2 separate regions of the Homo sapiens genome follow, and region 1 is linked to region 2. The links are chromatin contacts, found by Hi-C or POLR2A ChIA-PET in ENCODE. All regions are on one chromosome and are shown on one strand. Each heading gives the region's core, a stretch centred on a gene start or an enhancer-like site at or near the end of the contact. The rest is flanking DNA. Distances are from core to core; before and after follow the strand shown.

Region 1 (5,585 bases), core at 2,253-4,752, 160 kb before region 2:
CAGCTTATTGCACAGACTCTGCTCAGCACTGCATCAGAGTTCTCAGCCAGCTCTGTTAAGCCAAGAAAAAGAAATGAGATCATATGGTTTGGAAAGCAAGAAACAATACTGTCTTTTTTTCCACAGCTTACTTTTTATTAAAAAAAATCAGAAAGAATCTACAAACTCCTAGATTTGACAAGAACATAGATGATAGCTGGGTAAATTATACATATGCAGAAATGAATTACTTTGCTGGTTGTCTGTAGCTGAGGAGTAGAAGAAGTAGTTTACAAAAGGTATTCTAACCATCAACAAAACAACGTGTAAGACTTTTATGGAGAAAATCATTAAAATCTTATAGAAGTATGGAAGAAAACTTTTTTTTTTTTTTTAAGAGACAGGGTCTTGCTATGATGCTCAGGCTGGTGTTCAACTCCAAGACTCAAGTGAACTCCTGCCTCAGCCCCCCAAGTAGCTTGGACTACAGACACGAACCACTGTGCCTGGCTTCGAAGAAAACATTTAAATCAGTGTAGTGCTCTAGCATACCATATTCATTGACAGATAGCTTCTATAGTTAGAAATATCAATCCTTCCTACGTTCATGTATAAACTCAGTGTGATTCAAATGCAAATTCCAGTAGAAATTTTGTAGGGGATGCTTAAGCTGAAAATGTGGCATTGATGCAGGGCATAAATATAACAGTGGAACAAAGTGTAGAATCTAGAAACAGATCCACTGAATGGCACAGAAATGGCCATCTGAGTCTGTGGGGGAAGGAAAAGACCAGTCAGGAAATGGTGCTGGGTAATTAAACTGATGGGGAAAGTTTTATCACTGTTTCCTGTCACATACCAAAGTAAATTCCTGGTAATTGAAAACCTGACTTTGAAATGCATTACCAAAGTCTTTTGAAGAAAATAACTTATAAACAGTAAAATGACTTCTGTCACAATGGTTATCTCCAGGAAGCGACCCTGGGTGGCTGGCTTCAGGGGTATAAAGGAGATTTTTCACTCATATGGTAGACATGTCACACTACAATTTTGTGTGACAGCATAAATTTTTAAAACCTAAAAGCATAGGAGTATGGCTAATAATTTGTGGTTCAACTATGTAATATAGGAGTGAAAATAAATAAACCCCAGCCTGGCCAATATGGTGAAACCCCGTCTCTACTAAAAACTACAAAAATTAGCTGGGCGTGGTGACACACGCCTGTAATCCCAGCTACTCGGGAGCCTGAGGCACAAGAATGGCTTGAACCTGAGAGGCAGAGGTTGCAGTGAGCCAGGATCATGCCACTGAGCTCCAGCCTGGGCAACAGAGAGAGACTTTGTCTCAAAAAAACAAAAAGAATAAACCAAAGCTATGTGTATCTATATGAATATTCTCACAAAGTTTAGTCAAAAAATGTTACCAAATAGCACCCAGAACAATGTCACTTACACAGCAATTACCAACACACAAAGTAACGGCTGTATTTTGTTGGTAGAGATAGATACATGTAATAGAAGCAAAAGCAGGTGGAAGTGGTAAGTGGCCCATTCAGGGTGTTGTCCCCCTCTAGAAGGGAGATGACATATATATACATATACACATGTGTGTGTGTCCCCCCCCCACATATATATGTATACACAGGCACATACATATATATATAAATAAATATCTAAAGTGCATATGGCAAAATGTTAGGGTTTGGTAAACCTGGGTGGTAGGCTAATGGATGTTCATATTTTTCTTTTTAGTCTTTTGTATGAGTCATTTCATAATATTTTAAAAATTAGGAGCTGTTGATTCTGATGTAGCCATGTCTGCTAGGGTCTCTGTTTTATTGTCATTCTGTTTTAGTTCTGTACCTTCCTAGCAGGTCACCTTATGCCCAGGAAATGGATCTGGGGGTTGGTTTTCTTTGTCCACCCCTACCCCACAGCTTCTCCAAGCTTCCACACACGGTCCCCCGTGGAGCTGCTGCTTAGTAATGAGACAGAGTCCTGGGAGCTGTTGAGGGTCTTTTCACAAAACCTACCAAAATCCCAGCTGCCAAATTGGACCCAACTGGCTTGGCCGGGCCATGTGAATTAGCAGATATCTTCTGTGTCTAAAGAGTTTGGGGCTTCCTCTTACTTTTGTTCCCCGAATCTTAAGAACAGAAGAAGAGCCATTCTCTCAAGATCTTAGAGGTGGGCCAGTGAGTTCAGTCTGTCCAGCCTCTGCGCAGCCTCCTACATCCTTCCCTCTTGGGGCCTTCATCTTTTTGTCTTACAGTCTGAGTATGTTAGCAATATCGTAGTCCCCCTTTATCTATGGTTTCACTCTTTGTGGTTTCAGTTACCAGCAGAAAGCTGTGGTCTGACAATATTAAATGGAAAATTTCAGAAAGAAACTCTTCCTGAGTTTTAAGTTGCATGCCATTCTGAGTAGCGTCTTGCCTGGGATGTGAACGATCCCGTGTGCAGTGGATTCACGCCGTCTGTGTTACCTGCCTGTGCGTCACTTGGTGGCCCTCTCAGCTTTCAGATCCACTGTCTGGTATCACAGTGCGTGTGTTTGAGTCACCCTTACTTTACTTAATCATGGCCCCAAAGTGCAAGAGTGGTGATGCTAGCATATGGTTATAATTGTTCTATTTTATTATTGTTAATCTCGTACTGTGGCTAATTTCTAAATTAAATTTCATCATAGGTATGTAGGTATAGGAAAAAAATAGTGTATATAGGATTCAGTATTACTGCAGTTTCAGACCCACTGGGGGTGTTGGGAAGTTTCCCAGAGGATAAGGGAGGACCACTGCAGGGAGTAAAAGTACGTATTTGACAGAAGTTTCTGGAATTGACAGAATATAGATCCCTGTGGTCAGACCCTACAAGGTATGGGTGGGCACACATCTGCCCTAACTCTGGTGCAGTGGAGGAAGCCCTAGAAGAGGTTTCTGTTGGGGGCCTCTTATCATGGTGTGGATTTCAGGAGCAAATCTCCCGGAATGCTGATTGTGAGAACCGAATTTGAGAGGCATCCCTGGCTTCATCATTTCTGTGAATCAGGGATCTCCCAGCATGATGTTTACGCCTCACTGAAGCTGACTCTGCAAAGCAGCAGAAAGGTTGTTTTTCATTTCGATTTCTTTGCTGTCCGTGGTGGTATTGCCTTAGCCTTAAATGTTTCAGTGTATTACTACTTAAGACTAGGGCTTTTCATTTTCTTGTGAAAGATTTCTTTTAAAAAATTCTAACTTGGGAATTAGTGGTGGGGATGTAATTTCTTTTTCTGCAAAAGTTGGGAAGACACATTTGTGCTGCTATAAAACATATATTTGTGTGCGTTGCAAAGGAAAAATATTCTCCCGAGTTTGTTTTTCTCGATTCTGGGTCCCAACAGAGAATATGTTTTTGTATTCTGTGTTTGCCTATGTTGAGTAAGATTAAAAGTTCATTTTCCAGCCTTGGCTTTTCTGCTGGAGTTTAGAAGTTGGAAACCACAAGGCTGCACAGAGCCCCACAGTCCTCGGCTGTGAACAGGCCCCGCTTTGTGCGTGGCTGTTCACTGTGTCACGGTCTGCAACCAGTGCCAATCGCGACTCGGTAAAGACCACCCCTCGAGCACATGGTTGTTGGGAAACGATTCGGGGTTTATGGAGCCTCAGTGAGGGTGACCCAGGCCCCTAATGTTCGTTTCTCTAGAGAAGGGGAGTGTTTTAGAGGATTTTTTATTTTTTTTTAAATAGAGATGGGGTCTCACTATGTTGCCTGGGTTGGCCTTGAACTCCAGAGCTCAAGCGATCCTCCCTCCTCAGCTTCCCAAGGTGCTAAGATCACAGGCTTGTACCACCATGCCTGGCCTTAGGATTTTTGAATGTAGTGATTATAATGTGGTGTCCATTTTGGCAGAGTTCTGAGAAATCTTGTAAGTACCCAGAGGAGTTTTGGTTGGTGGGTACCTGCCAAAAAGTGAGGGTTGACTGTACCATGTTCCAGACCTTCTTGTCCCCATCCTCCTACCCACTGAATCCATCCATGGCTGAGCAGGGTGCGATTTCCTTTTTAACACCCAGCTTGAGAGTGTGTTCTCGGAAGGCCAGTTCCTGGTATCCTCCCTCGATGATCAAACGTGAGAGTGCCCTGGCTGTGGATCACACTGTCACTGCCCACGGCCAGAGGTCAGAACCCATTTGGAAATATAAATGCTGCCTTACCCAGGATTCAAAGGCCTCCATGAGCTCCCCTAAGACTTTGTAGAGGTTAAGACTGGAATGAAAAGTGTGACTCAGTCTCGCTCAACGCCGAGTGACAGTGTGGGAGAAGTGTGTTGCCACAGCAGCTGATAGAGTTGTCCCCAGGGAGAGCATATGCTAGGAAGTTTCTTCGTCATGAGTGTTTTAAACCCTCTTCTTGTGAAGGTCTTAGAAAGGTCAAAGTAATGTGTTCCTTCTGTGATGAGAGTGATTTTTTTTTTTTTGAAAATTTTTTTTTTGAGACGGAGTCTCGCTCTGTCGCCCAGGCTAGAGTGCAGTGGCGCGATCTTGGCTCACTGCAAGCTCCACCTCCCAGGTTCATCCCATTCTCCTGCCTCAGCCTCCCGAGTAGCCTGGACTACAGGCACCCGCCGCCACGCCTGGCTAAGTTTTTTGTATTTTTAGTAGAGTCAGGGTTTCACCGTGTTAGCCAGGATGGTCTCGATCTCCTGACCTCGTGATCTGCCTGCCTTGGCCTCCCAAAGTGCTGGGATTACAGGCGTGAGCCACCGCGCCCGGCCGAGAGTGATTTTTCTTAGAACACAATGCCAAGACATTGAAAACAGTCTCCCTTCTCAGTCCCTTCTTTAAAATGCCCTCATGTCAAAATTTGGATTTGATTCCTACTCTGTTTCCTTCCTCTATAACCACTCAAGAGGAGTGGGGATCTCAATGTCTTAGGAGAAGAATCTCAGTATCTGAGCCACTAAGCAGCCTGGACCCAGTCTCCCACAGCATCTAGAGGTTTTGCAGGGCAATGCTGGGGGAGGCCTGTCCACTTCCCCTCCTCTCCTCTTCCACCTCCTTTTACCTCCCCTTAACCACCCCTTCTTACCCTTGTGTTCTCTTTGCTCATTCCATCGATCTTCTTTAGAGAGACTCGGGACTGGCTTGAATGTATCCAAATAAATACACCTCCTGGAGTTCCTCAGTGAAGTCGAACTTAGCCCGGGCTGTGGCAGGAAGGTGTATGAACCTGGATGCCTCTGACCCATTGGACTTTGGTCCATAGGCAGTGAGAATGGTGTTGTTCATTCTTATGGTTTGGGGAGTGTTGTCTGACAGAGGGGCCTGCTGACACTGTCTCCTCACCCTCTGTGCAGCTTCTGGATGTGAAATTCCAAACCTGGCATCTTCTGGGCCTCCCAAGACTGATTCTTCCTGTTTCCCAACATGCAAATTGCAGGCTCCATAACTCCTCAGGAGCTATTGCTGGCAAAAGGCTATTTTCCCTCACTGAATTTTTGAACACGTTTCAGGATTGTAATGCAGAAGTTTTTATCTCTGATCCTGGGTAGCAGCATTTATTGGCACTGGGGAAGAGGGAAACAACAGAGTGGAGATGGCACACTGTGGGCCTGCTGGCTAAAA
Region 2 (2,700 bases), core at 201-2,700:
CTCAAACATCTCTTCTGTGCTGCCTCCTCCACTCCCACCCGTGGCATTCTGATGGAGACCGCTTCTCAGAAAAATGATGGTAAAGGCATAAAATAAAATACAGATAATTTAAAGGAAACCAGGCTGGGTGTGGTGGCTCACGCCTGTAATGCCAGCACTTTGGGAGGGCAAGGTGAGTGGACTGCTCGAGTCCAGGAATTTGAGACCAGCCTGGGCCACATGACGAAACCCCACCTCTACAAAAAATACAAAAATTAGCTGGGCGTGGTGGTGCGTGCCTGTGGTTCCAGCTACTTAGGAAGCTGACATGGGAGGACTGCCTGAGCCTGGAGAGGTTGAGGCTGCAGTGAGCTGAGACTGAGCCACTGCACTCCAGCCTGGGCAACAGAATGAGACCCCGTTTCCAAAAAAAAAAAAAAAGAAACTAATTATATTAAAACAGTTATCAAAATATTACTGAATCATTTTAAATAAAATGACAGATGTGCTTATACTCACTCAGTAACAAGCTATAGCATGTAGCTGATGAAACACGGCTGTGTCCATTTTCTGTTGCTGCCTTGATGAGTCACCACCAGCACCCGTGTCATCGCAGTTGTGTAGGTGGGAAGTCTGGGTGGGTCCTATCGGTTTCTCTGCTCTGGGTCTCAAAAGGTAGAAAGAAAGATGTTGGCCAGCCTGGGCCCTTGTCCAGAGGCTGTTAGGGGAGAATTTGCTTCCAGTCTCATTCAAGTTCTTGGCAGGAGTGAGGACCCTGTTTCTTTGCCGGCTGCTGGCCAGGAGTGGCTGTCAGGGCTGCCCAGGCTCCTTGGCTTCAGGCCCCTCCACGTTCGGAGCCGGCAGCGAACTCTGAACCCTCTTCCTGCGTCTCATCTCAATGACTTGGACTTACACGTTTCTCTGACTTCTGTTTTTAGGGGATAATCTTGAATAAACTCCTTTCCTTAAAAAAGGGTAACTGATTAAGAACTTTAATTATATCTGCAAAGTCCCTTTTTGCCATGTAACATATTCAAGGGTGTAGCACCAAGGGGAAAAGGTCACGGGGGCCAAAATTCTGCCTCCTTAGCTCTGATGAAAACCCAGACGTGGCTGGGTGCGCCCGGGAGCTCCTGACTCAGTGGGTCTGGGGTGTGGCCCGGGATGCTGCATGTCTAGGTGTCCCTGTGATGGTGCTGCGGCTGGTCCAGGAGCCACACTGAGAACCACAGGGTAAGGGCGGGTCCCAGGGAGTGGGCGAATGTTCCACCTGGTCCCCCTGTGTCCCAGGCTTGGGCCTCATTTCAAATGTTTGTGGCTGGGTTTTTGCTGGTTTTAAAGGTTTTAGTGGCTTCCCAATGTAGCAGCTAAGCTAGAGCTGAAGGAAGATGTGGCCGCACACCGCCGGGCAGGGCCCGCTCTGTGGCCGGAACTCGGTGGAGGGCGGGCCGAGAGAGAGCGTCTGCTAGCACCAGGGCCGTGGCAGCGGGTTCCGCCTATGGTTAGGGCGTCCGAAGCTTCCCGAACTCTCCACAGCAGGGGTCGTCAGGGTGAGGTCCCCGTCCCAGCAGCGGGGGCACCACCTGGGAACTTGTCAGAAATGCAGATTCACAGGCACCCCAGACCACTGACCCAGGAGCTCTGGGGCGGGCCGGTGCGCCTTGTTTAAGCCCTCCACGTGGCTCTGCGGGCTCAGTCTGGGAGACGCTGGGCGGACGATGGGAGAATAGTGCCTGGGCTTGGAGCTGGAAGCTGGAAGCCTCTCCTTCAAATAAGTGCACATATACCCGTAAGAGCCCCGGAGGAAGCACTTCGGACAGGTGGAGAGGAAAGGACAGGTAATTCTAGTTCCCTAAATTGCATGGACTGAGAGTTTCTGTGACAGGGAAGTAAAGAAAGTCACTTTTTAAAATTGCAAAGTGGGAACCGCCCATGTCTCATTTCTCATTAAAGTCACTTAGCACCATCTAGTGGTTTAGTTTGTGTAAGACAGTATGTAATGAGTTTCCTTTTTTTTTTTTTTAAGACAAAACAAAAACAAAAACAAAAACAAAAAAAAAACCTTACACCTAAAGGTGTCTGGGGTCCTAAGGACTGAGGTGAGAGCTCACCCCTCCAGATGGGGCTCGCGTCAGGCTCCTGCCTGTGTCGTGCCCTCAGCGGCTCACAGCCCAGTGGGGAGACAGATATAAACCAGGCAATCTAACGGTCCAGGCAGAAACAGCAGTCACCTGGCTCCGGATAAAGTTCAGGTTGCCACATGGCCCCACCGTTGGAGGAACCCTGGGCCAACCTCTCTTCTCTTCGTCTCCTGACCCCTCCTGCAGTTTCTGGGACCTCCCCTTTGCTCATTCCTTCTCTCCTTTCTGGAAGTCCCTTTCCTTCCTCGGTTCCCAGGACCGGTCCTGCCTCCTCCTGGAAGCCCCTTTCTTCCTCTGAGATGCCCTGGGCGTGCCTCCCCTGCTGGACTGCGGCCTTCTAGAGGAGGGTCCGTGTCTCATTCTCCTCGGCCAGGCTGGTGCTGGGTGGCAGTGGACGCCGTGCCACAGTGGCTCTCGTCACAGGCATCTCCATTCCTGTTGAGCTCCTGAGACAGGAGCTCTTACTGGTTTTCCTGAACACTCTTCCTTCTGATGAAAGGTTTAAATTATGGAGCTGTAAAAACCACATCGGTATAGACATCAGTCCACTTTTATAAACCAAGTCATCACTTCACTGGAC

The links. A loop is a pair of places that touch in the nucleus more often than their neighbours do. ChIA-PET counts read pairs that join two places held with the same protein, here RNA polymerase II (POLR2A). Pooled maps may share reads with other maps.
Region 1: a loop to region 2 is called in a pooled map, with 4 times the contacts of the local background. The contact joins two enhancer-like sites. A Hi-C loop is called at or near these places in 4 of 50 pooled maps. POLR2A ChIA-PET finds 5 or more read pairs at or near these places in 2 of 52 experiments (BJ and H1).

What each region holds. Positions count from the first base shown.
Region 1 is chr20:17,661,131-17,666,715 of GRCh38, reverse strand. The region is part of intron 2 of RRBP1 (ribosome binding protein 1); the gene reads left to right. Among named protein-coding and RNA genes, the nearest start is that of RRBP1, 18 kb to the left of the region's middle. Within about 2 kb of position 3,502, at least 8 of the 41 ENCODE cell types and tissues checked have a DNase peak (open chromatin) inside an H3K27ac peak, as active enhancers do.
Region 2 is chr20:17,504,246-17,506,945 of GRCh38, reverse strand. The region is part of intron 5 of BFSP1 (beaded filament structural protein 1); the gene reads left to right. Among named protein-coding and RNA genes, the nearest start is that of BFSP1, 26 kb to the left of the region's middle. RefSeq lists an enhancer at 1,911-2,434. Within about 2 kb of position 1,450, at least 19 of the 41 ENCODE cell types and tissues checked have a DNase peak (open chromatin) inside an H3K27ac peak, as active enhancers do.